Regions from separate parts of the Homo sapiens genome. Here regions 2, 3 and 4 are each linked to region 1. Evidence: chromatin loops called from intact Hi-C (ENCODE). Cell type or tissue: B cell. All regions are shown on one strand. Each heading gives the region's core, and the rest is flanking DNA. Links, peaks and the distances in the headings are about the cores only.

Evidence for each region. Hi-C counts contacts between places; a loop is a spot of excess contacts. Peaks named below come from ENCODE experiments on the same cell type or tissue, not always from the same donor. Only the 100,000 strongest peaks of a DNase experiment are listed, where the experiment ranks them.
Region 2: a loop joins it to region 1, with 17 times the contacts of the local background. A loop is called at or near these places in 2 of 110 quality-filtered maps.
Region 3: a loop joins it to region 1, with 38 times the contacts of the local background. A loop is called at or near these places in 58 of 110 quality-filtered maps.
Region 4: it touches region 1 in a loop (8-fold over the local background); 19 of 110 quality-filtered maps call a loop at or near these places.

Annotation. Positions count from the first base shown.
Region 1 is chr7:4,970,819-4,978,341 of GRCh38, forward strand. It overlaps the pseudogene RNF216P1. Among named protein-coding and RNA genes, the nearest start is that of MMD2, 15 kb to the left of the region's middle. RefSeq lists an enhancer at 3,095-3,693 and a silencer at 3,406-3,785. In B cell, for the core only: CTCF peaks have their summits at 3,176 (motif pointing right) and 3,375; a DNase peak (open chromatin) is centred at 3,193; H3K4me3 peaks cover 1,523 bases; H3K27ac peaks cover 1,131 bases.
Region 2 is chr7:5,778,603-5,786,125 of GRCh38, forward strand. It overlaps RNF216 (ring finger protein 216), which reads right to left and starts at 3,061. Exons shown (of 17, transcript NM_207111.4): 1 at 2,939-3,061. RefSeq lists a silencer at 2,470-2,859. In B cell, for the core only: CTCF peaks have their summits at 3,220 and 3,420; a DNase peak (open chromatin) is centred at 3,079; H3K4me3 peaks cover 1,486 bases; H3K27ac peaks cover 1,712 bases.
Region 3 is chr7:5,082,374-5,089,896 of GRCh38, forward strand. No RefSeq gene overlaps it. Among named protein-coding and RNA genes, the nearest start is that of RBAKDN, 14 kb to the left of the region's middle. In B cell, for the core only: CTCF peaks have their summits at 3,256 (motif pointing left) and 3,457; a DNase peak (open chromatin) is centred at 3,238; H3K27me3 peaks cover 1,986 bases.
Region 4 is chr7:5,042,274-5,049,796 of GRCh38, forward strand. It overlaps RBAK-RBAKDN (RBAK-RBAKDN readthrough), which reads left to right and starts at 3,587. Exons shown (of 6, transcript NM_001204513.3): 1 at 3,587-3,685; 2 at 5,760-5,818. The coding sequence starts at 5,804. RBAK (RB associated KRAB zinc finger) reads left to right here and starts at 3,587. Exons shown (of 5, transcript NM_021163.4): 1 at 3,587-4,123; 2 at 5,760-5,818. The coding sequence starts at 5,804. RefSeq lists a silencer at 3,727-3,936 and an enhancer at 4,087-4,196. In B cell, for the core only: no CTCF peak of the experiment used is centred there; a DNase peak (open chromatin) is centred at 3,548; H3K4me3 peaks cover 1,581 bases; H3K27ac peaks cover 1,221 bases.

The sequences.
Region 1 (7,523 bases), core at 863-5,862:
AGGCGGATCACCTGAGGTCAGGAGTCCGAGACCAGCCTGGCCAACTTTAGTTGGCCATGTTTTTAGTAGAGATGGCAAAACTTCATCTCTACTAAAAATACAAAAATTAGCTGGACATGGTGGTGGATGTCTGTAAAGCCAGCTACTCGAGAGGATGAGGCAAGAGAATCGCTTGAACCTGGGAGGCGGAAGTTGCAGTGAGCCAAAATCACGCCACTGCACTCCAGCCTGGGCGACAGAGTGAGACTCCATAACAAAAATAAAATAAAATAAAAATACAAAAACTTAGCTGGGTGTGGTGGGGGGTGCCTGTAATCCCAGCTACTCAGGAGGCTGAAGCAGAAGAATCGCTTGAACCCAGGAGGTGGAGGTTGCAGTGAGCCAAGATCACACCATTGCACTCCAGCCTGGGTGACAGAGCAAGACTCCCATCTCAAAACAAATAAGTAATATAAAGTGACACAAACCAGGTGCCCAAAAGCAGGTGGTTGCCTAGCACCAGGGATGGGGATTATGGAGGGATGGACTGGAAGGAACAGGAGGGAATAGTCTGGGGTGATGGAAATGATCTCTATCTTGATTGTGGGGGGTTACGAGGGTGTATAAATTTGTCAAAACTGGTAGAAAGGTACACTTAAATGGGGTGCCTTGTACCACGTATAAATTACACCTAAATAACATTTTTTTTTTTTAGTTTTTTTTTTTTTTTTTTTACAAATAATGGGCCAAAATGGCAGGAAATTACTGCTTCTGAAAGCAGACTGAGTTCGGGAATAATGTCCTCTATGACAACACCAGCACACCTTCATGTAGATACGGCTGATGACAGTTCTTGGGAACAAAATGATGATGGACAAATTGTGAATAATGGCGGTCCTCCACTACTGTCAATGATTTCACAGGTCAGATGCACATTAAACTAACTGTAACCAGAAAATGCAATGAAGCCGTGCCGTGATGACTCATGGGGTGGGGGAGTTACAGCCTCGGCTCTCGGGCAGGCTCACGGGGTGAGTGCAGGTTGCACGCCTTTGGCCGTAACTGCATGGAATTACAGCCAGCACAGATGATACGGATTTTCATAGACAGAACTTCCATGCTTCTTCCCAGGAAAACAGCAAAACATCACTTGTTGACAATAGTTTAGTCTGCAGGTAGCTATCTTGCCCTTTCTGATTCTTGGTGCTGGTTAACATTAAGACAAAGAAAACAGGCCGGGCGCGGTGGCTCACGCCTGTAATCCCAGCACTTTGGGAGGCCGAGGCGGGTGGACCACCTGAGGTCAGGAGTGCGAGACCAGCCTGACCAACATGGAGAAACCTTGTCTCTACTAAAAATACAAAATTAGCTGGGTGTGGTGGCACATGCCTGTAATCCCAGCTACTCAGGAGGCTGAAGCAGGAGAATCACTTGAACCTGGGAGGCAGGGGTTGCGGTGAGCCGAGACGGTGCCATTGCACTCCAGCCTGGGTAACAAGAGTGAAACTCCGTCTCAAAAAAACAAACAAAAACAGGCCAGGTGCGGTGGCTCAAGCCTATAATCTCAGCACTTTGAGAGGCCGAGGCAGGAGGATCACTTGAGGCCAGCAGTTTCAGACCAACCTGAGCAACATAGAAAGACCCTATCTATACAAAAAAACTTAAAAAATTAGTCAGGCATGGTGGCACACACCTATAGTCCCAGCTACTCAGGAGGCTGGGATGGGAGGGTCCCTTGAGCCTGGGAGGTCAAGGCTGCAGTGAACTATGATTGATTGAGTCACTGCAGTCTAGCCTCACTGACAGAGTGAGACCCCAACCCTCCGCCCCCCGAAAAAAACAGGGCCGGGCACAGTGGCTCACACCTGTAATGCCAACACTTTGGGAGGCCGAATCAGGCAGATCACCTGAGGTCAGGAGTTCGAGACTAGCTTGGCCAACATGGTGAAATCCTGCCTCTACTAAAAATACAAAAATTAGGCGGATGTCGTGGCGGGCGCCTATAATCTCAGCTACATGGGAGGCTGAGGCACGAGAATCACTTGAATCCGGGAGGCAGAGGTTGCAGTGAGCCAAGATCATGCCATTGCACTCCAGCATGGGCACATGAGTGAAACTTCGTCTCAAAAAAAAAAAAAAAAAAAAAAAAGCCAGAGGCTTCAAAAATAACCTGAATGATTCCAGACTACCTAGAAGGAAGGAGTAGCTTCCTCTCACCCTCATTGGGAGAAATGCAGAGATAGGATAATTGTCTTTATGACTCCAAAAATGCCTGAGACAAGAACATGTCAACAAATAACTCCAATGAGAGCCTCTCAGTTCACATATGACCCCATTTCATCCTTGCAAGAACACCGGGCAATAGATAATATCTTAAAATTCCCATTTTACTAATAAAAAATTCCTAGCCAGACGTGGCAGTTCACACCTGCCATACCACCACTTTAGGAGGGCAAGACGGAAGGATAACTTGGACCCAGGAGTTCGAGATCAGCCTGGGCAACAAAGCGAGATTCTGTTTCTTTTTTTTTTTTTTTTTTTTGAGACAGGGCCTTGCTCTGTCGCGCAGGCTGGAGTGCAGTGGTGCGATCTCTGCTCACTGCAAGCTCCGCCTCCTGGGTTCACGTCATTCTCCTGCCTCAGCCTCCAGAGTAGCTGGGACTACAGGCATCCGCCACCACGCCCGGGTAATTTTTTTATTTTTGGTAGAGAAGGGGTTTCACCATGTTGGCCAGGCTGGTCTGGAACTCCTGACCTCAAGTGATCCACCCGCCTTGGCCTACCAAAGTGCTGGGATTACAGGCGTGAGCCACTGTGCCCAGCCGTGAGACCCACTTTTCTCTTAATTTCCCCAATTCCTAGAATAGTGCATGGCCCACAGGAAATCCGCAGAATATATTTGCAGAATGAATGAATGACTTGCCAAAGGAATTAGGGCAAATAAGTAGATATCGAGTAAACATCCACAACCACCTGCCCCATACCCTTTTCAGCTCTGGGGAGATGGTGGCTCCTGTGGGGTCGGGGATTGGGGGTCTCCGTTCCTTTCATCCTCCAGCCTCGTGGGGGAGTCAAGTCTCCGTAGGCGGAGAGCCCGGATGCAGGCGCGGCTAGGCTGCCCTCTCTATGGTGAGCCCCCCGGTCCCTCCTCCGCAGCACCCGGAGTGCCTCTATGGTTCTTCCTGTCGTTAGTCGGGAGGGGGCGCTGTACGCGCGCTGTACGCTTGCGCGAGGTGACGCCGGGGCAGGGCCGGAAGGAATGCAGCGGCTGCCACGGAGCTCGTAGCTGCAGCTTTGGAGGAGTAAGCGGCGTGGTAGCGAAGGTCGCCGAACCCGCCTGGCTAGCCGGCGAGTTGAGTGGCGAGTGAGTGTCGGCTGCGGGGCGCGCTCGAGCTTCTGGGCGGGTCTGTGAGGCGAGGCGGCCTCCCTGCGTGACGCCTCCGTTGAGCTGCGGGGGTGGGGGCGGGGGCGCGGGCCGTGAGCACCACAGAGCTGAGGGGCGCGGCCGAGGCCCGGGCGGGATCGGGCCGGGGAGCTGGGCTGGGCGTCTCCAAGCCCCCTGCGGTGGCGAGGCGGGAGCGACACCCTCCCGCCACTTCGCGAAGTTTCGCGAGCCGGCCCCTCGGGCCGCTTCCCTCCCTCGGGCCCGAGGCCGCCGCGGAGGCGGTGTCCGTGCACCCGAGCGCGGCCTGGAGGAGCGGCGGGAGGCGGCCCGTGCCTGTGAACCCCAGCCCAGGCGGGCGGCGTTTTTCCTCCTCTCCCCTCACATCTGGAGCGCGTGTTGTTCCGTGAAACTTGGCGACTGTCACCCGGCACTCGCGAGGGCGCCGCAAGTGCGTCAGACCTTTCTGCGGGGCGCTGGGGGCTGGCCCGGCTCGGGGGTCCGGGCGCTGGGCAGGGAGCGAGGCCGCTGTCCCCGCGTCGAGGTGGTTCTGCTCCCGGTGGAACGGGACCAGGGCTCTAAGACTTGGGCCACTTGCAGCCAACGTGGAGCGTGCGCGGCGTGCGGGTTACAGAAATTTCTGACAAATCCGCCAGGGCTCTGTGAATCCTTAAGGGCCTGGGTAGCAGTTGTCCTAGGTACTTTGATAGTGCAAAGAGAACGTTATTATTTTTTTTTTTTTCCTTTTTTTGAGACGGAGTCTCGCTCTGTCGCCCAGGCTGGAGTGCAGTGGCGCGATCCCGGCTCACTGCCAGCTCTGCCTCCCGGGTTCACACCCTTCTCCTGCCTCAGCCTCCCGAGTTGCTGGGACTACAGGCGCCCGCCACCACGCCCGGCTAATTTTTTGTATTTTTTAGTAGAGACGGGGTTTCACCGTGTTAACCAGGATGGTCTCGATCTCCTGACCTCGTGATCCATCCACCTCGGCCTCCCTAAGAGCTGGGATTACAGGTGTGAGCCACCGCGCCTGGCTGTATTTTTTAATTTAATATTTAAATATGTATTTAAAATTTGTGTATGAATTTACATAAATGGTATCACACTTTCATTTAACGTTAATTTAACTGTGTTGTATCATATGAATTTTATTTATTCCTTTATTGAAGTCCAGTAAGGCCATTTCCAATTGCTTTTATTGCATATTTGCTGTAATGACCACCATCCCTGTCCGTATATTCTATTATGCATATTTCTTGGAGAACACACAGAGGTTTCTTTAGCTAATATACCTGGAAGTGGAATTGCTAAGTCACAGGGAATGTACATTTGTAATTTAGGGCGTATTGCTGATTGCTATTCAGAATATCTTTTCCAAGTTACTATCCAAACCAGCAATGTATAAGATTTCCCATTTCTTACATACTTGCCTTTTTTGCCACCCCAGTGGTTTGAAACATAATTCCTTTTTTTTTTTTTTTTGTGACGGAGTCTCACTCTGTTGCCCAGGCTGGAGTGCAGTGCGGCGATCTTGGCTCACTGCAACTTCAGCCTCCCGGGTTCAAGCGATTCTCCTGCGGCAGTGTCCGGAGTGGCTGGGATTACAGGCGCGTGCCACCATGCCTGGCTAATTTTTGTATTTTTTAGTAGAGCTGGGGTTTCACCGTGTTGGTCAGGCTGGTGTCCAACTCCTGACCTTGTGACCTGCCCGCCTCGGCCTCCCAAAGTGCTGGGATTGTAGGCTTGAGCCACTGCGTCTGGCTGAAACATAATTCATTTTCTGATTTGCCTTTCCCTGATTATTAGTGAGGTTGAGCATCTTCTGTGTTTTCTTTTTTGTGAATTGCCTATTAATACCCTTAGCCCATTTCTTTGTTAGCATATTTGTATCAAGATGTCATTTCTCTGTCAGTACTTTGTCTCTTTAATATGTGTATTTTAAACATATGTTTTAATGTCATAGGTTTTGAGTTTGTGTGGTTTTTTTTTTTTTGACCCACCTCCTTGGATATGTTTTCTTAAGGAATGTTTTCAGCATAAGCTTCAGATGTCCCCCTGACCAGATACATGGCAAGAGTTTTGATACTCCCTCATTCTTACTGTTCCTCTTTGCTTCCTTTTCAGCTCTTTTGAAACAGATGGTCACCATGTTTAGATATTAGCAGTCCCGTATGTGCATGTCTGCATTTGAAAATGGAAGAGGGAAACAACAATGAAGAGGTAATTCACTTGAACAACTTTCACTGCCATCGGGGACAAGGTAAGTTGTTTGTTCTCACTTCATCCCTTTCCCTGTGGCTTTTTCCTTTTAGTATCACAGCTGTATCTTTTGAAATGAACCTATTTTGTACCATTTAGAATCCAGGGACATTTCATTTTTGACATAAAAAGACTAGTTAGACTAGAATTATATCAGATAATGATATTGCTGGCATGAATGAAGTGTAAGACTCATTCATTGCAACTGGATTAATAAGCTGTTAATTTACTGGCAAGACGCTGTTAATATGTAGTCATTGAGTCTTAAGAGACAGTGTCAGCATCAGTTTTTGAAGGCGTGGTGATTATAAAGGAGTGCTCCACTAGGCATTTATGATCTGAAATACTACAGGTGATGCTGAACCAGTCTTGTCCTCCCATGATGCCTAATTTCTTTTTTGCCAGAAGATTCTGGCTTAGCCTTGAGGGGAATTTTGGAACATGTATTTTTTTGTTCTGCAGTTTTGGTTTTTTTTCTTTCTTTTTTTGAGACGGAATTTCGCTCATTGCCCAGGCTGGAGTGCAATGGCGTAATCTCGGCTCACTGCACCCTCCACGTCCCGGGTTCAAGCGATTCTCCTGCCTCAGCCTCCCGAGCAGCTGGGATTATAGGCATGTGCCACTATGCCCTGCTAATGTTGTATTTTTAGTAGAGATGGGTTTTCTCCATGTTGGTCAGGCTGGTCTTGATCTCCTGACCTCAGGTGATCCGCCTGCCTCGGCCTCCCAAAGTGCTGGCATGAGCCACCCGCCTGGCCACATTTGTTAATTTTCATTACAAAAGGGATAAATATGGGCCAGACAAATGGCTCACACCTTTAATCCTCGCACTTTGGGAGGCTGAGGCAAGAGGATTGCCTGAATCCAGGAATTCAAGGCTGCAGTGAGCTATGTTAGGCTACTGCACTCAAGCGTGGGAGACAGATTGAGACCTTGTCTCTATTTAAAAAAAATTTGTTATGATAAATATGCTGTTTTAAAAAATAAGTTCTCCTGAAGAATATAAAATGAAAAATATACTCTTTCCCCTCCTTCTGATCTGCAGAGGTGAAATAGTTGTAAATTTTTTTTTGTTTTTTTGGAGACGGAGTCTTGTTTTGTTGCCCAGGCTGGAGTGCGGTGGTGTGATCTTGGCTCACAGCAATCTCCACCTCCCGGGTTCAAGCAGTTCTCCTGCCTCAGTCTCCTGAGTAGCTGACATTACAGGCGTACTCCATCACGCCTGGCTAATTTCTGTATTTTTAGTAGAGACAGGGTTTCACCATGTTGGTCAGGCTGGTCTTGAACCCCTGACCTCGTGATCTGCTCGCCTTGGCCTCCCAAAGTGCTGGGATTACAGCCATGGGCCACCATGCCCAGCCTGGTGGTAAATTTAAACAAAATAGACAGTTCACTGAACACCTGTCCTCAAAGTTCGTATCTTATCCTGTAGTTCTCAGTCTGGGGTGCAGGTGAGTTTCTTCCCTGCCAAGGCTGAGAAGGAAGGTCCCCTTTCCAGGTACTTAGCCCAATGTAGGTACTTTTTTCTGATTTGTACAGTGACACTGTTGGAGCCAATAGTGGCCTTGTCTGATCCCACCTCTGTACAGAGGCAACCACCGTCATCAGATTTATTTATATTTATTTATTTATTTATTTTCGAGACGGAGTCTCACTCTGTCACCTAGGCTATAGTGCAGTGGTGCGATCTCAGCTCACTGTAGTCTCCACCTCCCAGGTTCAAGTGATTCTCCTGCCTCAGTCTCCCAAGTAGCTGGGATCACAGGCATGCGCCATCTATGTCTGGCTAATTTTTGTATTTTTGGTAGAGACGGAGTTTCCCATGTTGGCCAGGCTGGTCTTGAACTCCTGACCTCAAGTGATCCACCTACCTCAGCCTCCCAAAGTGCTGGGATTACAGGTGTGA
Region 2 (7,523 bases), core at 910-5,909, 810 kb after region 1:
ACTTTCAGAATAAATAGCACTCACTAATTATAGAAGGATAATTAGTGGCATGAACTCTGGGTCCAAACTGAGTTCAAGTTCCACGCTGACCCTTACAAGTTTTGGGACTAGATATTTTTCAGCACCTCAGTTTCTTTTTTTAAAATTATTATTATTTTTGAGACGGAGTCTCGCTCTGTCACCCAGGCTGGAGTGCAGTGGCACAATCTCGGATCACTGCAACCTCCGCCTCCCGAGTTCATGTGATTCTCCTGCCTCAGCCTCCCCAGTAGCTGGGATTACAGGCGCACGCCATCACACCTGGCTAATTTTTGTATTTTTAGTAGAGACGGGGTTTCACCATGTTGGCCAGGCTGGTCTCGAACTCCTGACCTTAGGTGATCTGCCCGCCTCGGCCTCCCAAAGTGCTGGGATTACGGGCGTGAGCCACACCATTCCCAACTATGTTCTATTATCTTTAACAATAATGCAAATATAATGATATCAGGTATGAGAATGAATTATGTCTCTAAAGAGCTAGAATATAGCAATGCCTAGAATTTTGTAAACACATTAAATAGTAGCTGGTAGTAGAATCAGCAAATACCAGCTCTCTCAACTATCCTATTCATCAACTTTCGATCTGCCTCACTCACACCTAACCCTTCTTTATCAGATTTCTCCACAGGGGCTTCAGGAGTTCTCTTTTATTAGCTGCTGCTGCTCTAATCAGGGTAAAAATCTAAAGCCTCGAATGAGGTTTGCCAGGGGGTCCAAAATCTGGCCCAGACTCTCCAGGCATTTCCTCAAATCCACCACTACTCCCCACACCCCAGGCGCAATAAATTATGAAATACAAAACCAAGGCAAAGCCAGGCCATGTATTAGCCTTCTTCCTTAAAGCAAGCCGACTAAATTGAGATGTTTCATAGAATCTTCCCGCTTCTCTCCCTTCTCAGCGCGTAAAGAATGTTCTGGCAGAGCACGGTGGCTAAAGCCTGTAATTCTTGTGCTTTGGGAGGCTGAGGGTCACTTAAACCCAGGAGTTGGGCAGCACAGCTAGACTCCGTCTCTTAAAAAAAAAAAAAAAAAAAAAAGTTAGCCGAGCGTGGTGGTGCGCGCCTGTAATTCCAGCTACTCGGGAGGCTGAGGCAGGAGAATTACTTGAAGCTGGCAGGCGGAGGGTGCAGTGGGCAGAGATGGCACCACTGCACTTTAGCCTGGGAAATACAGCCAGACTCCGCCTCAAAAAAAAAAAAAAAATGCTCAATGAATGGGCTGGGGTGGGTGGGGCAGAGAGGAGCTGACGGGACATACTACATCTAAAACGCCACTGTTTCCGAGGGACGCGGATATGCTCTGGTCCCCCACCTACATCCCATTCAGTAAACAAAGGTACCCACCGAAACATACAGCAGCACAAACCCATTTTTATAAGACCCTGTGCCTGACTATTGCAGGAAGATGGAGGACAAACAACAGCTGGAGAATAGATGAGCTGATGTTTGGCTCCTAACCTCTAAAACAATGCCAACCCAGCCCCTTCCAGGAGTAACAGCTTGAAAACAATACATGGCATTTAGATAGTTTTTAGCATTCCTGGCAATTCCGTTACTAATTCATGGGTCTTCCTCACAAGGGAAGAAACCCCATTTTTGAGGCACAGGCCCACCAGGGCAAAATGACCTGGCCAGGCTGGAGCCAGGTGCATGTGAGGGCCACTGTGAGGCCCTCTGCTCTGCTCACCCTCTACGTCACAGTGCTTCTTCTGTAGGTGAACGTGTGGGTTTTCAGCCAGGGCGCTTCTTACTGAAGGGCCCGAGGGTCCCGGAGAACATATCTGAAACGTCTTTTGAAAAGACTGTAGCACTTTGGGAGGCCGAGGCGGAGGGATCACCTGAGGTCAGACGTTAGAGACCAGCCTGGCCAACACGGAGAAATCCCGTCTCTACTAAAAATACAAAAATTAGCTGGACGTGGTGGCAAATGCCTGTAATCCCAGCTGAGGCAATCCCTGTGAGGCTGAGGCAGGAAAATCGCTTGAATCCGGGAGGCAGAGCTTGCAGTGAGCCGGGATCGCGCCACTGCACTCCAGCCTGGGCAACAGAGCAAGACTCCGTCTCAAAGAAAAGGAGAAAAAAAAAAAAGTAAAAGAAAAAAGAACGTTCTCTTTGCACGATCTAAGTACCTAGGACAGCTGCTACCCAGGCCCTTAGGGATTTACAGAGCCCTGTCGGATTTGTCAGAAATTTCTGTAACCCGCACGCCGCGCACGCTCCAGGGTTGGTTGCAAGTGGCCCAGAGTCTTGGATCCCTGGTCCTGTTCCACCGGGAGCAGAACCACCTCGACGCGGGGACAGCGGCCTCGCTCGCTGCCCAGCGCCCGGACACCCGAGCCGGGCCAGCCCCCAGCGCCCCGCAGAAGGGTTTGACGCACTTGCGGCGCCCTCGCGAGTGCCGGGTGACAGTCGCCAACTTTCGCGGAACACGCGCTCCAGATGTGAGGGAAGAGGAGGAAAAACGCCGCCCGCCTGGGCTGGGGTTCACAGGCACGGCCCGCCTCCCGCCGCTCCTCCAGGCCGCGCTCGGGTGCACGGACACCGCCTCCGCGGCGGCCTCGGGCCCGGGGGAGGGAAGCGCGGTCTCCCGGGCTGTTGCCCTCGCGCAGCAGACCCGAGGGGCCGGCCCGCGAAACTTCGCGAAGTGGCGAGAGGGGGCCACCCGGCCGCTCAGCGCCTTTGTCGCTCCAGCCTCGCCACCGCACCGGGCTCGAGACGCCCAGCCCAGCCCCTTGGCCCGATCCCGCCCGGGCCTCGGCCCGCGCCCCTCAGCTCGGCGGCCCTCACGGCCCGCGCCCCCGCCCCCACCCCCGGAGCTCCACAGAGGCGCCCCTCAGAGAGGCCGCGTCGCCTCACAGACCCGCCCAGGAGCTCGAGCGCGCCCCGCAGCCGACACTCACTCGTCACTCAAGTCGCCGGCTAGCCAGGCAGGTTCGGCGGCCTTCGCTACCGCGCCGCTTACTCCTCAGAAGCCGCAGCTGCGAGCTCCGTGGCAGCCGCTGCACTCCTTCCGGCCCTGCCGCGGCGTCACCTCGCGCCTGCGCACAGCGCCCCCTCCCGACTAAGGACAGGAAGAACCATAGAGGCACTCCGGGTACTGCGGAGGAGGGACCGGGGGGCTCACCATAGAGAGGGCCGCCTAGTCGCGCCTGCATCCGGGCTCTCCGCCTGCGGAGACTTGACTCCCCCACGAGGCAGGAGGGTGAAAGGAAAGGAGACCCCCATATCCGACCCCACAAGGAGCCACCATCTCCCCAGAGCTGAAAAGGGTATGGGGCAGGTGGTTGTGGATGTTTACTCGATATCTACTGATTTGCCCTAATTCGTTTGGCAAGTCATTCATTCATTCTGCAAATATATTCTGCGGATTTCCTGTGGGCCACACACTGTTCTAGGAATTGGGGAAATTAAGAGTAAAGTGGGTCCCATGGCTGGGCACAGTGGCTCACGCCTGTAATCCCAGCACTTTGGGAGGCCAAGGCGGGTGGATCACTTGAGGTCAGACGTTGGAGACCAGCCTGGCCAACATGGTGAAACCCGTCTCTACCAAAAATAAAAAAATTAGCCAGGCATGGTGGCGGATGCCTGTAATCCCAGCTACTCAGGAGGCTGAGGCGGGAAAATCACTTGAACCTGGGAGGCGGAGGTTGTAGTGAGCCAACATGGCGCCCCTGCACTCCAGCCTGGGCAACAGAGCAACCCTCCATCTCGAAAAAAAAAAAAAGTAAAATGTGTTCCTGGCCTCAGGAAGTTTAGGTTTTAGTGAGCAAGTGAATAACTGACTAAAATACTGCTCCTGCTGGGCACAGTGGCTCATGTCCATAATCCCCGCGCTTTGGAAGGCCAAGGCAGGAGGATCGCTTGAGGCCAGGAGTTCAAGACCAGCCTTAGCAAAATAGCAAGACCCCAACTCTTAAAATAATTGCTGGCCAGGCGTGGTGGTTCACGCCTGTAATCCCAGCACATTGGGAGGCCGAGGCAGGCAGATCACTTGAGGTCAGGAGTTCGAGACCAGCCTGGCCACCATGGTGAAACCCCGTCTCTACTAAAAATACAAAAATTAGCTGGGCATGGTGGTGCGTGCCTGTAATCCGAGCTACTCGGGAGGCCGAGGCACAAGAATTGCTTGAACCGAGGAGGGGGAGGTTGTAGTGCAGTGATTATGCCACTGCACTTCAGCCTGGGTAACAGAGTGAGACTGTGTCTCAAAAAAAAAAAAATTGCCAAGTACACCTTCAAGTAGAGATATCAAGTCAGTAATTAGATAAATGAGTCTGGGCTGGGCATAGTGGCTTATACCTGGAATCCGAACATTTTGGGAAATGGAGGTGGGAGGATGGCTTGAAGCCAGGAGTTTGAGACGATCCTGGGCAATAGAGTAAGACCCCATCTTTACAAAAATAAAAATTAGCCGGGCATGGTGGTGCGCACCTATAGTCCCAGCTACTCAGGAGACTGAGGTGGGAGGATTTTTTTGTTTTGTTTTGTTTTGTTTGTTTTGTTTTTTTGGACAGAATCTCACTCTGTCAGCCAGGCTGGAGTGCGGTGGCACGATCTTGGCTCACTGCAACCTCCACCTTCTGGGCTCAAGCGATTCTCCTGCCTCAGCCTCCTGAGTAGCTGGGATTACAAGCATGTGCCACCACGCCCGGCTAATTTTCGTATTTTCAGTAGAGACAGGGTTTCACCATGTTGGCCAGGCTGGTCTTGAACTCCTGACCTCAGGTAATCTACCCACCTCGGCCTACCAAAGTGCTGGAATTACAGGAGCGAGCCACTAAACCCGGCCAGAGGATTGTTTGAGCCCAGGAGTCCGAGGCTGCTGTGAGCTATGATTGCACTGCTGCACTCCAGCCTGGATGACAGAACAACAGCCTGTCTCAAAAGAAGCAAACAAAAACAAAACAGGGAAATGAGAGGAACAATAGTCTTGATGCGGCAATGAGTGTTCCTTCTCTAAGACAGTAGAGTGTGGCTTATGGGGGCTTGCATGGGACAGAAAAAGACCACTACTCATAGTGCTTTGGGGAACAGTGTCCTGAGGGAATAGTCATGTTTCAGTGAAGTAGAAATTGAAGGGCTGCTTACAGAACAGGACGAGGATCTAGGGATCTTACAGATGTCAGGCCCTGAGTTAGAGGGTGCAGTGCATGGGAGACATTAGAGGGTGAACAGGAGAGAGAGTTTAAGATAGATACTTACCTGAGATGAGATCCTGGAATCACCTGGAAGGTAAAACAAAGGCATTGGCCTTGATGAGCTTATCCTCCATGCTGGTCCTCTTGGGGGAGGTGGATAATCGCTGTCAGTTACAGCCTTCTTCTTAGGATGGTCCTCATAAGCCCTTTGAGATGTTGGAAGAAAGCAGTATTGGAAGGAGAGCTTGGTGATCTTAGCAGGAGTGCAAGGTTCTTTCCGGACCACTGAACCCCTCTGTGGTTGGTGTCACACCCAAGGCAGGTGCGATCGAGTAACCTCTCTGAGTCTAGCTTTTTTTTTTTTTTTTTTTGAGATGAAGTCTTGCTGTGCCACCCAGTCTGGAGTGCGGTGGCGCGATCTTGGTTCACTGCAAGCTCCGCCTCCTGGGCTCACGCCGTTCTCCTGCCTCAGCCTCCCGAGTAGCTGGGACTACAGGCGCCCGCCACCAAGGGCTAATTTTTTTTTGTATTTTTAGTAGAGATGGGGTTTCGCCGTGTTAGCCAGGATGGTCTCGATCTCCTGACCTCGTGATCCACCCGCCTTGGCCTCCCAAAGTGCTGGAATTACAGGCATGAGCCACCGCACCTGGCCTGAGTCTGGAATTTTTTATTTGTTCAGGCTTTTTGGAGACTCTGACTCAGACGTGATGGCAATGAGAAGAGAGACTTTATTTTTGTCTTTATTTATTTATTTTTGAGACGGTGTCTCCTTCCATCGCCCAGGCTGGAGTGCAGTGGCACGATCTTGCCTCACTGGAACCTCTGCCTCCCAGGTTCAAGCGATTCTCCTGGCTCAGTCTCCCAAGTAGCTGGGACTACAGGCACCCACCATCACACCCGGCTAATTTTTAAAATATTTTTTGTAGAGACGGGGTTTCACCATGTTGGCCATGCTGGTCTCAAACTCCTCACCTCAGGTGATCTGCCTGTCTCAGCCCAAAGTGCTGGGATTACAGGTGTAAGCCACCATGCCAGGCCTTTATTTTGAAGTTTAATTTAAAAAAACATTAATAGATAGCCAGGTGTGGTGACACATGCCTCTAGTCCCAGCTACACAGGAGGCTGAGGCAGGAGAATCACTTTAACCCAGGAGGCAGAGGTTGCAGTGAGCCGAGGTTGCGCCACTGCACCCCAGCCTAGGTAACACAGCAAGACTTCGCCTCAAAAAAAAAAAAAAATTATAGAAACAGAGTCTCGCTTTGTTGCCCAGGGTGGTCTCGAACTCCTGGCTCTAAGTGATCCTTCCATCTTGCCCTCCTAAAGTGGTGGGATGGCAGATGTGAACTGCCATGTCTGGCGGGGAATTTTTTATTTGTAAAATGGGAATTTTAAGATATTATCTATTGCCCGGTGTTCTTGCAAGGATGAAATGGGATCATGTGTGAATTGAGAAGCTCTCATAGGAGTTATTTGTTTACATGCTCTTCTTGTCTTAAGCATTTTCGGAGTCATAAAGACAACTATCATATCTCTGCATTTTTCCCAGTGAGGGCGAGAGGAAGCTACTCCCTCCTTCTAGGTTGTCTGGAATCATTCTGGTTACTTTTGAACTGGAATCATTCTGGTTACTTTTGAACTGGAATCATTCTGGTTACTTTTGAAGCCTCTGGCCTTTTTTTTTTTTTTTTTTTTTTGGAGACGGAGTTTCACTCTTGTCGCTCATGCTGGAGTGCAATGGCATGATCTTGGCTCACTGCAAACTCTGCCTCCCGGATTCAAGTGATTCTCGAGTCTCAGCCCAAGTAGCTGAGATTACAGGTGCCCGCCACCACATCCGCCTAATTTTTGTATTTTCAGTAGAGGCAGGGTTTCACCACGTTGGCCAAGCTAGTCTTGAACTCCTGACCTCAGGTGATCTGCCTGCTTCGGCCTTCCAAAGTGTTGGCATCACAGGCGTGAGCCACTGTGCCCGGCCCTGTTTTTTTTTGGAGGGGGGTGGGGTGGGGTTGGGGGTCTCACTCTGTCACCGAGGCTAGAGTGCAGTGACTCAGTCAATCATAGTTCACTGCAGCCTTGACCTCCCAGGCTCAAGTGACCCTCCCACCCCTGCCTCCTGAGTAGCTGGGACTACAGGTGTGTGCCACCACGCCCGACTAATTTTTTAATTTTTTTGTATAGATGGGGTCTCGCTGTGTTTCTCAGGCTGGTCTCAAACTCCTGGCCTCAAGTGATCCTCCTGCCTCGGCCTCCCAAAGTGCTGAGATTATAGGCTTGAGCCACACCGCACCTGTCCTATTTTTGTCTGTTTGTTTGTTTGTTTGAAAGGAGTTTTGCTCTTGTTTCCCAG
Region 3 (7,523 bases), core at 838-5,837, 110 kb after region 1:
TCAATTATTTCCAAAAACTGGGTTTCCAGGTTTTGCCATTGAGAAATAAATTGGGATTTGGGTCAGGTGCAGTGGCTCATGCCTGTAATCCCAGAACTTTGGGAGGCCGAGGCAGGTAGATCACTTGAGGCCAGGAGTTCAAGACCAGCCTGGCCAACATGGCAAAACCCCGTCTCTACTTAAAATACGTTTTTAAAAAAGAAGAAAAAGAAAAAAGAAAATTAGCCGGGCATGGTGGTGGGTGCCTGTAATCCCATCTACTCGAGACACTGAGGCAGGAGAATGGCTTGAGGTGGAGGTTGCAGTGAGCCGAGATTGCACAACTGCACTCCAGCCAGCCTGGGCGAAAGAAACCGGGATTTAGAAATGCCTCAGGTATTGGGCTCCTGTCTCCTCTTGCGGGGGTGGGGGAGAGTGGTATTTTCACGCCTTCCAGGAAGCAGGGGGGTGTCTCCAGTCCCATAACCTTCTTCTCACCTGGATTTGCCATGCTGGTGAGTGCTGCAAAAGTGCTGAGTGAGCCAAGCACACCTTGTCCCCTCCCTAGCTGGTCTCTCTGGGACAGCCTGGTCCACAGTTCCTTCTGCTTTTCCAAACAGAAGACCTTTGTGGTTTTCTAACTTCACCTGTGACTGGCAGGTGCAAAGTGCTGGGAAACCCACGCGGTCAGTCTCCCCCGGCCTCCGCCCCGGTCCCTCTACTTCCTCCAATTCAGTGTCGTTCATAATAAAACGGATTTTGATTGCTATGCATCTGACACTGGTGTTTATGGCTTGGGGGATTACAAAGTTAGGAAAGGAAGAGGGGCTGGTATCAACCCCCAAACTAGCATGCTTACGTGGATTGCAAGGAGTCTGGCATGGTGATGTGTGCCTGCAATCTCGCAATGCGTCCGTTATGTGCGCTTGCCTTCGTCCAGCGTGGTTATCTGCACTCGCAATGCGTCTGGCATGGGTACCTGCGCTTGCGATGGGTCCGGCGTGATTATGTGCGCTTGGCTGCATCTGGCGTGGTTATTTGCGCTTGCAATGCGTCCGGCAGGGTTATGAGCGCTTGCAATGGCTCCGCACGATTATCTGTGCTCGCAATGAATACGGCAAGGTTATGTGTGCTTGCCTGCATCCGGCATGGTTATCTGCGCTTGCAATGTGTCCGGCACGGTTATGTGTGATTACAGTGCCTCTGGCATGGTTATCAGCGCTTGCAATGCATCTGTTATGTGCGCTTGCAATGTGTCTGGCATGGTTATGTGTGCTTGCAATGCTTCCGTTATGCGTGCTTGTACTTGCTGGGGATATGGACCAGCTGCATCGCCTTTGTTTCTCTCCATCCCACTGCCTCATGATAACCACCATGCCAAAGCAGCAACTGTCCCCCACAATCTGAAGGACGTGACATCGAAGCTTCCCTTGAAACCTACTGAGGAGCTTGTAAGAAACTGATTTGGCACAAACAATCCCCACTGCAACTCACTCAATCCACAATGAGGACTTTTTTTTTGAGACAGAGTCTCGCTCTGTCGCCCAGACTGGGCTTGAACTCCTGGGCTGAAGTGATCCTCCTGCCTCAGCCTCCTGAGTAGTGGGGAGTACAGGCACGCACTCCACACCAAGCTAATTTCTTAATTTTATTTTGTAGAGACGGGGTCTTGCTATATTGCTCAGGCTGGTCTAGATCTCCCAGGCTCAAGTGATCCTCCTGCCTTGGCTGGGATTACAGGCATGAGTCACTGCATCCAGCCCCCATCCCCCTTTTTTGGCTTAACCCCACCAAGATAAAGGGAACATGAATACAGTTAAAGGTAGAAAAGAGACGTCCACACAGTGTTAGGAGAAACATTACTAATGGCAACCCCTGGTAGAGCAAAGCTGAAGCCCAGGCTGGGTGCAGTGGCTCACGCCTATAATCCCAGCACTTTGGGAGGTTGAGGCAGGTGGATCACGAGGTCAGGAGTTCAAGACCAGCCTGGCCAAGATGGTGAAACCCCATCTCTACTAAAAATACACAAATTAGCTGGGTGTGGTGGCAGGGGCCTGTAATCCTAGCTACTTAGGAGGCTGAGGCAGGAGAATCGCTTAAACTCAGGAGGTGTAGGTTGCAGTGCGCAGAGATCGCACAACTGCACTCCAGCCTGGGCAACAGAGCAAACCTGTCTCAAAAAAAAACCCTGAAGCCTAAGTTCTTCAGAGGCAAACACTCCTCGGGAGGGGAGTCAAAGAGGAAAAGGCTCTGGGATTGGCGGAAGCATATGCGCCAGAGGGTGGAGATGTGCAGTGGGCTGCGAACAGGAGGCCTGTTCAAAGTCAGAGTGAAGGCTGGGCACAGTGGCTCATGCCTGTAACCCCAGCACTTTGGGAAGCCAAAGCAGGAGACTCTCTTGAGGCCAGGAGTTCGAGACCAGCCTGGGCAACATAGTGAGACCCGCATCTCTACAAAAAATAAAAATAGAAAAATTAGCCAGATGTGGTGGTGCACACCTGTAGTTCCAGCTACTTGGGAGGCGGGGGTGGGAGGATTGCTTGAGCCCAGGAGCTGGAAGCTGCAGTGAGCTGTGATTGCACTACTGCACTCCAGCCTGGGAAACAGAGCCAGACCCTATGTCCCTTTTTTTTTTTTTTTTTTTTTTTTTTTGAGACAGAGTCTTGCTCTGTTACCAGGCTGGAATGCAATGGCATGACCTCAGCTCACTGCAACCTCCGCCTCCCGGGTTCAAGCAATTCTCCTGCCTCAGCATCCTGAGTAGCTGGGACTACAGGCGCCCGCCACCATGCCCGGCTAATTTTTGTATTTTTAGTAGAGATGGAGTTTCACCATGTTGGCCAAGATGGTCTCCATCTCCTGACTTCGTGATCTGACTGCCTGGGGCTCCCAAAGTGCTAGGATGACAGGGGTGAGCTAACCCGACGTCTTTAAAAAAAAAAAAAAAAGTGTAAATGAAGAGTGGTAAGACATGAGACCCCCTCTACACTGGGCTGGGTGGTCGCTCGCCCCAGTCTGCAGAGGGAAAGAAAAGGTCTGAACTTGGAGGTGTGAAAATGGAACCTCTCTAGAAAGCTGCACCCTGGCCAGCGACACCACAGCTGTGTCTCCTGGAGCTGGGAGCATCCCCACTCACACCTCAGGGAGGGAGTGGAGTATTCCCAGGTGCAGATATGGCCCGGTGCAGATACGAACCCAACCAAGTTAAAGCCCTCTTGAGGGTCCTGCCGCTGTCCCCATGACAAGTGCGAGGCAGCCCTGCCCCCTGGTGGCAGCACTCAGAACTGCATCAGCAGGTGGGCTGCCCTAGGACCGGGGGACATCGCAGGCAACATAAATGCCCTTGTGGGTTACAATCTAATAAGGAAGATGTTCAATCATCTTATTAAAATAATCGGCCGGGCGCGGTGGCTCACGCCTGTAATCCCAGCACTTTGGGCGGCCCAGGCGGGCAGATCACGAGGTCAGGAGATCGAGACCATCCTGGCTAACACGGTGAAACCCTGTCTCTACTAAAAATACAAAAATTAGCCGGGCGTGTGGCGGGCACCTGTAGTCCCAGCTACTCCGGAGGTTGAGGCAGGAGAATCGCTTGAACCCGGGAGGCAGAGCTTGCAGTGAGCCGAGATTGCGCCACTGCACTGCAGCCTGGGCGACAGAGTGAGACTCCGTCTCAAAAAAAGAAAAAAAAATTTAGCCTGGCGTGCTGGCCTATAATCCCAGCAACTTGGGAGGCAGAGGAAGGAGAATTGCTTGAACCCGGGAGGCGGAGGTTGCAGTGAGCCGAGATTGCACCACTGCACTCCAGCCTGGGCAACAGAGGCAGACTCTGTCTCAAAAAGAAAAAAAAAATTACTGCTGTGAAGGGAACAAGGGGCTGAAGTAATTACAGGGGGGCCAGGGACAAGGTGGCATTTATGAGAGGTTGGGGATGAGATTTTGAAGATGGTCTCTGGGTTCCAGGCCGAGCTCACTCTGGTGCTCCTCTGGGCGGTGGAGCGGGGCTCTTCGCTGGGCTGCTTATTCCAGGCTCTGAGCTCTGGGCGGTGGGCTCAGGCTCTCCCAGGGATGTCGGTGTCTGTGCGGTTGCCACTGCCCAGTGGCCTGGGTTCTGCTTCTCCTCTGGACTCAGGTTCTCTCTGGGGCTGACAAGATCCAGGTGGGCAGAGAATGAGGTGAAGGCTTGAAGACCAAATCATGGGAGATGCCGGGAATGGGTGGTGCTGTCCACTCTGACCGCAATTTCCCATCAATATCCAGACCTGTGCCTGCAACATCAAGACCTGTGCCTGTTCCTAAAGAGTGCGGGTACCTGAAGCCCCCCACAAGGGCTCCCCCTCTACAAGACCTGCCCCCAGGATCTTAGGGCCTGGGAAAAGCAGGAGCTAAGATGAGGGTTTTGGGGGAGAGGAGGGGACCCCTTCATTGACTCCATGGACCAGCCTCAAAACAGAGATGGAGGCAGAGATGTTCAGAGATAGTACCAGTGTCAAGGAAACTCCTGTGTCGCCCCTAGGTCAGGCTGCCCTGGAGAGAAGTCCAGAGCCCCTGGAGGGGATAGACTGAGCTAGAGAGATAAGGGGGTGGCTGGTGCTCCCCTACTTCATCAGATAGGACTGTGAAGCCTGGGAGCAGGCTGGGAGTCCGAGGATATGGGAGAACATTCACAGCTGAGAAGTAAAGGAGAGGGTGGGCGCGGCAGCTCATGCCTGTAATCCCAGCACTTTGGGAGGCCGAGGTGGGCAGATGACTTGAGCTCAGAGGTTCAAGGCCAGCCTGGGCAACATGGCGAAACCCCGTCTCTACCAAAAATTACAAAAACTAGCTGGGCATGGTGGTACGTGCCTGTAGTCCTAGCTATTTGGGAGGCTGAGGTGGGAGGATCGCTTGAGCCCAGGAAGCAGAGGTTGCAGTGAGCTGAGATCACACTACTGCATTCCAGCCTGGGTGACCGAGCGAGACCCTGTCTTAAAAAGAAGAAGTAAAAGACTGATTCATCCCCTCCTGGACACATAGCCCCTCTAGAGCTGTCTTTGACAGTCTCGGCTGCCATAACAAAGTCCCATAGACTGGCTGCCTTATCAACAATAGATATCTATTTCTCACAACTCTGGAGACTGAAGATCTGAGATCAGGGTACATGGTCAGCTTCTGGTGAGGGTCCTCTTCTGGGTTCCAGATCACAGACTTCTAGTTGTGTCTTCATGTGGTGGAAAAAGAGGGAGCTCTCTGGGGTCCCATTGATTGATCGATTGATTGATGGAGATGGAGTTTCACTCTTGTCACCCAGGCTGGAGTGCAGTGGCATGATCTCGGCTCACTGCAGCCTCCACCTCCCCGGTTCAAGCCATTCTCCTGCCTCAGCCTCCCAAGTAGCTGGGATTACAGGCATCTGCCACCATGCCCAGCTAATTTTTTGTATTTTTAGTAGAGACGGGGTTTCACCATGTTGGGCAGGCTGGTCTTGAACTTCTGACCTCATGATCCTCCAGCCTCAGCCTCCTTAAGTGCAGGCATTACAGGTGTGAGCCACCGCACCCGGCCATCCCTTTTATTAATATAAGGGCACTATGCCATTCGTGAGGGTAACACCCAATCACCTCCCAAAGGCCCATGTCTCATAATACCATTACCTTAGAGGGTAGGTTTCAACATATAAATGTTGGGGGGAACATGTTCAGTCTACTGCAAGAGCAATGGGGTAAGTTTCAGTATTGGGGTGTGCATGAAATGGGGGACAATATTGCAGGCAAAGACACTGGCTGAGAGCAACCCCTCCAGCTCGTACCCCAAATACCCCATTAAGATCTCATTTATTTGTCCACAGAATGGGAACAGAAATAGCACTTTGGCCAGGCGCGGTGGCTCACGCCTGTAATCCCAGCACTTTGGGAGGCCTAGGTGAGTGGATCACGAGGTCAGGAGTTTGAGACAGGCCTGGCCAATATGGTAAAACCCCGTCTCTACTAATACTACAAAAATTAGCCGGGCATGGTGGCTTATGCCTGTAATCCCAGCTACTCAGGAGGCTGAGGCAGGAGAATCACTTGAACCCAGGAAGCGGAGGTTGCAGTGAGCCGAGATTGCGCCATTGCACTACAGCCTGGGCAACAAGAGTGAAACTCTGTCTCCGAAAAAAAAAAAAAAAAAAAAAAAAAAGGAAGGAAGAAATAGCACCGCCCATGGGAATGGGATTCCCGCCCTCTTGGGCTGCTGTGTTTGGCTCCAGAGTGTAGAGCCTGGGCTTGTGAAGACAGGGGGAGCCTTCCAGGCCTCTAATTTCCTGAAGCCATTTGTGGGGACTCCTGAACACACCTGGAGGAAGTCCCGCCTCTCTCCAGAAGAACAGGGCAAAACACTGCCCTCTGACGACAAATTGTAGTTGCTTTTCCCAGGAGCACTGAGCTTTAATTTTTTTTTTTTTTTTTTTTTTTTTCCTGAGACAGAGTCTTGCTTCGTCACCAGGTTGGAGTGCAGTGGCGCAAACTCGGCTCACTGCAACCTCCGCCTCCCGGGTTCAAGCGATTCTTCTGCCTCAGCCTCCTGAGTAGCTGAGATTATAGGCACCCACCACCACGCCCAGCTAATTTTTGTATTTTTAGTGGAGACAAGGTTTCACCATGGTGGCTGGGATGGTTTCGAGCTCCTGAACTTGTGATCCACCTGCCTTGGCCTCCCAAAGTGCTGAGATTACAGGCGTGAGCTACCACGCCGGCCTGAATCTTAATTTTTGTTCCGCAAACGCCCTCCTTCTGCCCTCAGGCCTGGGAGGAAAATGCTCCTTCTCTAACTCCGTGGAGTCTCTGCCCCAAGGGGATCCATCAAACAGGAAATTCAGGATTCCAATTTGTAGGGACAAGTACCAAATTTCCTTCCAGAAAGCTTGACAAATTACCTTCCACCAACTGCATGCAAGAAAACCTCTCACCTCTACCAGGCTGGTTAGAAACTTACAAATTTTTTGCCAATATTTTTGCAAAAACACAGTATTGCATTTACAGTTTTTTCATTTGCTGAATCAAAGGTAAGCTGGGAGGCAGGATCACTTCCAGAACAGCAGAATAAACACCTCTGATAATCGGCCAGGCGCAGTGGCTCACGCCTGTAATCCCAGCACTTTGGGAGGCTGAGGCAGGCAGATCATGAGGTCAGGAGTTTGAGACCAGTCTGGCCAATGCGGTGAAACCCCATCTCTACTAAAAATACAAAAATTAGCCAGGCTTGGTGGTGCACGCCTGTAGTCCCAGCTCCTTGGGAGGCTGAGGCAGGAGAATTGCTTGAACCTGGGAGGCGGAGGCTGAAGTGAGCTAAGATCGCACCACTGCACTGCAGCCTGGGCAACAGAGGGAGACTCCATCTCCAAACAAAAAAAAACTCCAAAATAACTGAAAATCTCCTCCTCCATAAAAGTCACACAAATCCTGGCAAAAATGGTCAAAACCAACTTCTCCATAACTTTAGAAATTAACCAAAGGCTTATAACAATTCGGGGAATTTAAGAAAAATACCTGAATATCTCTAAGATTGTCAATCGAGAAAAATGA
Region 4 (7,523 bases), core at 1,579-6,578, 72 kb after region 1:
GTCTTGTCTTTGAAATGTAAACCTCGAGGAAGATAGTGTCCCTATCTTCCTGTTGCCTAGGGAGTTTAGCCTAGGCACCTTGAGCTGTTACTACCTGCTTGTCAAGGAGATATGAGAAGTTTTGTTTTTTCACCGGATACAGGTAATTAACTAGCATGGGTGGCCACCTTGATTTCCAGGTGAATTTAGGATGAGTGTTTAAGAATGCATAGCAGGCCAGGTGCGGTGGCTCACACCTGTAATCCCAGCACTCTGGGGGAGGCCGAGATGGGCGGATCACTTGAAGCCACACAGAAATCAAAAGAAGGAGTTTGAGTCCAGCCTGGCCAATATGGCGAAACTCTGTCTCTACTAAAATACAAATATTAGCTGGGCATGATGGCACATGTCTGTAATTCCAGCTACTCGGGAGGCTTAAGTATGAGAATCACTTGAACCCAGGAGGTGGGGGTTACAGTGAGCCAAGATCACACCACTACACTCCAGCCTGGATGACAGAATGAGACCCTGTCTCAAAAAAAAAAAAAAAACATAGCAAGTCCTTTTACATGAGGATGAGTTACCGTTTATCTTGAGAGCGTGTATGCAGTGGATCATGTCTGCCAGGCTATGTAAAAAGGAGGCTTTGGCTGGGCGCCATGGCTCACGCCTATAATTCCAGCAGTTTGGGAGGCCTAGGCGGGCGAATTGAGAGGTCAGGATTTTGAGACCATACTAGCTAACATGACGAAACCCCGTCTCTACTAAAAATACAAAAAATTAGCCAGGCGTGGTGGCATGTGCCTGTAGTCCCAGTTACTTGGGAGGCTGAGGCAGCAGAATCGCTTAAACTGGGGAGGCAGAGGTTGCAGTGAGCCGAGATCATACCACTGCACTCCAGCCTGGGTGACACAGCAAGACTCTGTCTCAAAAAAAAAAAAAAGGAGGCTTTATTTCTCTTTGCATCTCATTAATGGATCACCTGCGATGGGCATCACAGTTTGGTTTAATGTTTATTCAATAATAAAATTGTTTTCTTTATTTTCTGAATTTGTGGAGAGAATATTCTAGGTTAACAGAAGAATTTATTTATTTATCTATTTATTTATTTAGAGGTGGAGTCTTGCTCTGTCGCCAGGCTGCAGTGTAGTGGCGTGATCTCGGCTCACTGCAATCTCCGCCTCCCAGTTCAAGTGATTGCCCTGCCTCAGCCTCCCAAGTAGCTGGGACTACAGGCGCGCACCACCACACCCAGCTAATTTTTTGTGTTTTAGTCGAGACAGGGTTTCACCATGTTGGCCAGGATGGTCTTGGTCTCCTGACCTCATGATCCACCTGCCTCAGCCTCCCAAAGTGCTGGGATTACAGGCATGAGCCACGGTTCCTGGCATCAGAAGAATTTATTTTTAGTCTTTTCCTTACCAGTTTTTATGAAACAACTGGGCAAGAACACTAAGAACACTGTTAGAGTTCACCAAAAAATTGTGATGAATCATTGTCCTTATGATCCCATTTTTGAAAACTGACATTTTAATTGTAAAGCAAAAATAAAATTCTAAGCCCCCACAACTGACTGAATGGACTCCCCTGTCGGCCAGCAAGATCCAAAATAAACATGAAAAACTAATTCAGGTCATGATGGGAAGGAGGGGGTCGGACATGCCTTGTCATACTCTCCTCCCTTCAGAGTTTAGGCACAGCTGACCAACATTAACACTAGAATACAGATCATAAGACTGACAGAACAGGCTCTTTGTATCAGTAAGATACCCAACTCCATCCAGACTCTGATATAGCATCACATGACAGATAGCAGTCCCTGAAGGAAATCATAGTATTTTATCCCATAATATATTTTCTTTGACACACTTTAAAATAGTCCTGCAAAGCCATCTCTTTGGGGGAAATTTGCATTCTGTAGAGAATCTCCTTCCCTTACAGAAAAGAAGTCTTTTCTGGAGATTCTGACACCTTTTAAGATCCAATAAGAGATATTTATCATCTATTCTCTCTGAAGCCTGTTCTGAGGCTTCATCTACATAACAAGAACCTTGGTTTCCACAATGCCCCTTATCTTAACTCAAGCTTTTCTTTTCTTTCCCTCCCTCTTTCTTTTCCTTCCTTCCCTCCTTCCTCTCTCTCTTTTCCTCCCTCTCTTTCTCTCTTTCTTTTCTTCTCTGTTGCCCAAGCTGGAGTGCAGTGGCACCATCATGGCTCACTGTAGCCTCAACTTCCCAGGCTCAAGCAATCCTCCCATCTCAGCCTCCTGAGTAGCTGGGACTACAGGCATGCACCACCACACCTGGATAATTTTTTTTTTTGTAGAGGTGGGGGTCTCGCTGTGTTGCCCAGGCTGTCCTTCAACTCCTGGCCTCAAGGGATCCTCCCAGCTCACCCTCCCAAAATGCTGGGATCACAGGCATGAGCCACCGCAATGGCCCATTTCTTCATGTCGTTTTCCAACTGTTCAGCCAACGCTTAACTCTGAACCAACTGCCAATCTTTGAATCTGCTAGTGACCTGAAAGCCTTTCCAGGCTGACCCAATGTGTACCTCTCATGTATTGATTTATGTCTTTGCCTGTAACTGCTGTCTCCCTAAGATGTATAAAACCAAGCTGTAACCCAACCACTTTGGGCTCACGTTCTCAGGACCCCCTGAGGCTGTGTCACCAGCCATGGTCACTCAAGTAGGAGGCCCAGAATAAAACTCTTGACAGACTTTGAGTCTTTTTGGTCAACATAACCTAACCCTAAACATAATCCTCCTGGGGAAGGTGAGATCACAGGTATCTCTTTTCTTCGTTCGATCTGTGTATTTCCTGATTTCTCTACAGTTTTTAGGCATTCGCTGTGTGATCTAGAAAAGCTACAGAGTCTCGCTCCGTCGCCAGGCTGGAGTCCAGGGGCGCGATCTCGGCTCACTGCAACCTCCACCTCCCGAGTTCAAACTATTCTCCTGCCTCAGCCCCCGAGTAGCTGGGATTACAGGCACACGCCACTACTCCCAGCTAATTTTTGTATTTTTGGTAGAGAAGGGATTTCACCATGTTGGCCAGGATGGTCTCTATCTCTTGACCTCGCGATCCGCCCGCCTCGGCCTCCCAAAGTGCTGGGATTTATAGGCGTGAGCCACCGCGCCCAGCCACAAATTCTATTTTCTTTCTCTTCCTTGGAAAGCATCGCTGGGCATTTATCCTGTCCTAGTATTTGAGTGAAACTTCTCTTAGCATTTCAGCGCAGTGACCACGATACACCCTTTCCTTTCCTTCTCTTTATGGGAAACTCGGTTCTAACCCAGAGGCCTTGGGCTCCAGGACCCAGTCAGGCAGCCCTGGACTTGACCCTAAAAGGGAGTAAAGACAAATGCGAAGTTCAATCAGGGGTTCAGAGCTCCCAAAGCTCATAGCCTGGAGCTTCTTAACCTTTAGGCAGGGTAGAGACATTTAAAACGGCCCCTAAACTTGGGGGGCGCGTAGGCTCATGGGAAATAGAGTAGGGTGCTTGTCCTGGGACCAGCTGTGGGCCCCGGAGGCTGACTTCCGGTGCACTCCTGCGCGTGTGCACCTCTCTCTGTGTGCGTGTTCGCGCATGCGCGCCGCCGCTGCACTGCCCTCGCTTCCTGTGCGTCCTCAGGTCACCGCTTGCTCTAGTTCCCAGGCTTTGGCCTCCAGTGGACGAGAATCGCGGAGCCTGCGGGGCTGGAGGTTGAGCGCCCGGGCCAGCACCTAGGCGGGCGCGGGGGTGTGCAGGCCAGGGTTCGCGCGGGCCGGGTGGAGGCTTGAGCGGGGACCCCCGAGCTTGAGCCCCGGAGCCGGCGGCGCTGGGGCCAGAGGGGCCGGACGGGAGGTGGCGGAGGTGGCGGCGGAGGCGAAGGGGCGGCGGGACGCGGGCCTGGCCCGTGTGTGTCCTGGCGGCCTGGCCCAGGCTGCCGCTGTACGGTGAGCCCGAGGGAGGCGGATCTGGGTCCCGGGAAGGACACCCGCCTGGATTTGCCCCTTAGGCCCGGCCCGGGCCCCTCGGGAGCAGAACAACCTTAGTGAGGTGGACAGGAGGGGACCTCGCGAGCAGACGCGCGCCAGCGACAGCAGCCCCGCCCCGGCCTCTCGGGAGCCGTGGGGCAGAGGCTGCGGAGCCCCAGAAGGGTAGGTCTTGGGTTTTCGGGCCCGGAGCGAGAAGGGCCTGAGTGAAGTCACCGTGTGTTGGGGACCTTAGAGTGTGGGGCAGGGGGAGGGTCTCGATCGCTTGCAGGAGAGACGTGTGTTTGGGTTTGAGGGCAGGGTCCGGCTGCACCGAACAGGCGCTGCATGGGAAATCTGGGAGGACGAGGCTTATGGGGGCCTGGAGGGTGTCACCAGCCTCAGCTGCGGACGTCGTCTCCACTCCCCGCTAACCCCTAACAGCCCTTCCTCCTCCTTTCCGTGCTCCAGATTTCGACCTCCTCTAAACGTCCGTCAGCGCCTCTGTTCTCTCATTTAAGTGTCTGCTGATTCCCCCCTTAGATCTGCCCTGGAGACTGGTAGTAATGCAGGAACAGTCTGCAGGGATTCTCTCTTGCTGCCTCAGTTGCTAGGGGAAGAGACTGGGCCTTAGCAGGTGGGTGACTTGACCGGGTCACTGGCTTTGTGGGTAGAGTTGCTCATAGTAGAACTCAGGAGTCTTATCTCCCAGGCCAGTGTTCTTTCTCCCGTATCCTAGTTTTCTTAATAGAAGATTATTAGGTGCAGCAATAACCAAGTTCAGTTAGATAATTTAGAAACAAAACCATATTTTATACACATTCATTTCATTTCTGAGAGCTCACATACTCAATTCCTATGGCTTCTTTGATTTTAAGCAGTTTAAAGAGACAATAAGAAAATGCGGGCCGGATGCAGTGGCTCACACCTGTAATCCCAGCACTTTGCGGGGGCTAAGGCAAGAGTATCCCTTGAGACCAGGAGTTAGAGACCAGCCTAGGCAACATAGGGAGACCCTGACTCTACAAAAAATACAAAAGTAGCCAGGCATGCTGGGATGCACCTGTGGTCCCAGCTACTCAGGAGGCTGAGGTGGGAGGATCAATGGAGGCCAGGAGGTCGAGGCTGCAGTGAGCTGTGAATGCACCACTGCACTCCAGCCTGGGTGGCAGATTGAGACCCTGTCTCAACAAACAGACAAACCACAAAAAACATGAGCTGTATAATGGGAATTTTTTTTTTCTTTTTGCAGGTTGTATTTGATGATGGCAGACTATTTGTAAAAGGAGTCATGTTACCCATGAGAGTCTCACTCATCTGATTACTACCTGATTATCTTAGAGTTACAAAGTTACAAGTGCATGCTTCGCCTATCACTCTTTTTCACTCTCTTTTTTTTTTTTTTTTTTTTTTTTTTGAGACAGTGTCTCTCACCCAGTCTGGAGTGCAGCAGTGTGGTCTCGGCTCACTGCAACCTCCACCTCCCAGGTTCAAAGGATTCTTGTGCCTCAGCCTCCTGAGTAGCTGGGACTACAGGCATGTGACACTATGCCTGGCTAATTTTTTTGTTATTTTTAAGTAGAGATGGGGTTTCGCCATATTGGCCAAGGAAGGCGGATCACTTGAGGCCAGAATTCGAGACCAGCCTGGCCAACATGGCGAAACCCTGTATCACTCTTTTAGGCCCTTCTGAGTGTTTGCAGGCTGAGTGTTCACAGGGTGTTAGCCTATTGAGCTTTCTTTTGTGGTTCTTACGCAGGAGATTCCTGCCTTTGCAGGCCAGAGCACTCATGACTTCAGTGACCTGCTTCTCCCCCTCTAGGTCTACCAGCCACAGTCTCTGCACGTTTCCAAGAGCAGCAGAAAATGAACACATTGCAGGTGAGTTTTCATGCTTGTGTATATGTTCCTCAACTTTATTTTATGATGCATTTTAAGAGGTTTGTAAGGATTCTTACCTTTTTTTTTTTCTTTTTTTTTGAGATGGAGTCTTGCTCTGTTGCCCAGGCTGGAGTGCAGTGGCATGATCTCGCTTCACTGCAACCTCCACCTCCTGGGTTCAAGCGATTCTCCTGCCTCAGCCTCCCGAGTAGCTGGGATTACAGGCGTGCGCCACCATGCCCAACTAATTTTTTGTATTTTTAGAAGAGACAGGGTTTCACCATGTTGGCCAGGCTGGTCTCAAACTCCTGACCTCAGGTGATCCTCCTGCCTCAGCCTCCCAAAGTGCTGGGATTACAGGCATGAGCCACCGCGCCCAGCCAGGATTCATACTTTAAAATGGGAATGTGGAAATAGACATTGTCCTGTAAAATATAGTTAGTGTGGCAGATCAGCACCAAAAATGATTTGTGAAGCTTGTATGTGTGGATAGTAGATTTTAAGGCTGTTGAAATTGAGCCGCACCCAGGACTGATATTCTTGGCAGTCATCACAAAAGGAAAATGCCATCTGTATTAGTCCATTCTCACACTGCTATAGAGAAATAACCAAGACTGGGTCATTTATAAAGAAAAGAGGTTTAATTGGCTCACGCCTGCAGGCTCTATCATAGGAAGCATGGCTGGGGAGGCTTCAGGAAACTTACAGTCATGGTGGAAGGCAAAGGGAAAGCGGGTACATCTTCCATCACCAGAGCAGGAGGAAGAGGGAGGGGGAGGCGCTACACACTTTTAAACAACCACGTCTTGTGATAAGTCACTGAGTGTCAGGAGAACAGCACCAAAAGGGAAATTGCCCCCATGATCCAATCACCTCCCACCAGGCCCCACCTCCAACATTGGGGATTACAATTGAACATGAGATTTGGTTGGCGACACAAAGCGAAACCATATCACCATCCATGACATCATTTGCATTCATTATAAGGAGAAACCAACTTTGTTACTTGTGGATTTAAAAGATTTTCTAGGACTTGGAAAAATTTCTTCATTCAAGTTGATATAATTGCGGATAGCTTTCCTAATAACAACCATTAAGTTACCATAACTTATGGCTTATTCTTGGTGCTTATGTAAGCAGAGGGCCTGCCTGCTGCCCAAGGAGAACTTGGTGCATATAATTTTTCCAGGGAAGGAAACATTGTGATCCCAGTAGACAGAATTCTGTTTTTACTGTTGAGTCCTAGATCATGGGGGGAATGAATGACATGATCATCCTTCAAATATTTGTTCGTCTTTCAGTTTGGGTTGCACAGCAAACAATACAGTTACTCTCTTGTGAAGATTTCCTCATTTCTGTTTCTCATTTCAGTTCTCAGTGTTTTAGTTTTGTCCTTTTCACGTTGCTGAGTCAGTCTGTAAAGATTACCAGTGATTTCATTGCAGTCAAATCCAGAGGGGATTTCCTAGCCCCTACCTCCCAGGACCCTTTGTCTGCCTTTGACATCTGTTACTTCCAAACTGATACTTTCTCCATGGAGTCTCTCTTTTCTTGGCTTTTAAAAAGATTCGTCTGTAAGTATTTCTGCTTGTCTTTAAATGATGAAGTCTGTTTTGTTTTGTTTTGTTCTGTTTCTTTTTTTCTTTTTTTGAGATAGGGTCTTGCTGTGTCACCCAGGCTGGAGTGTAGAGACGTGATCACAACT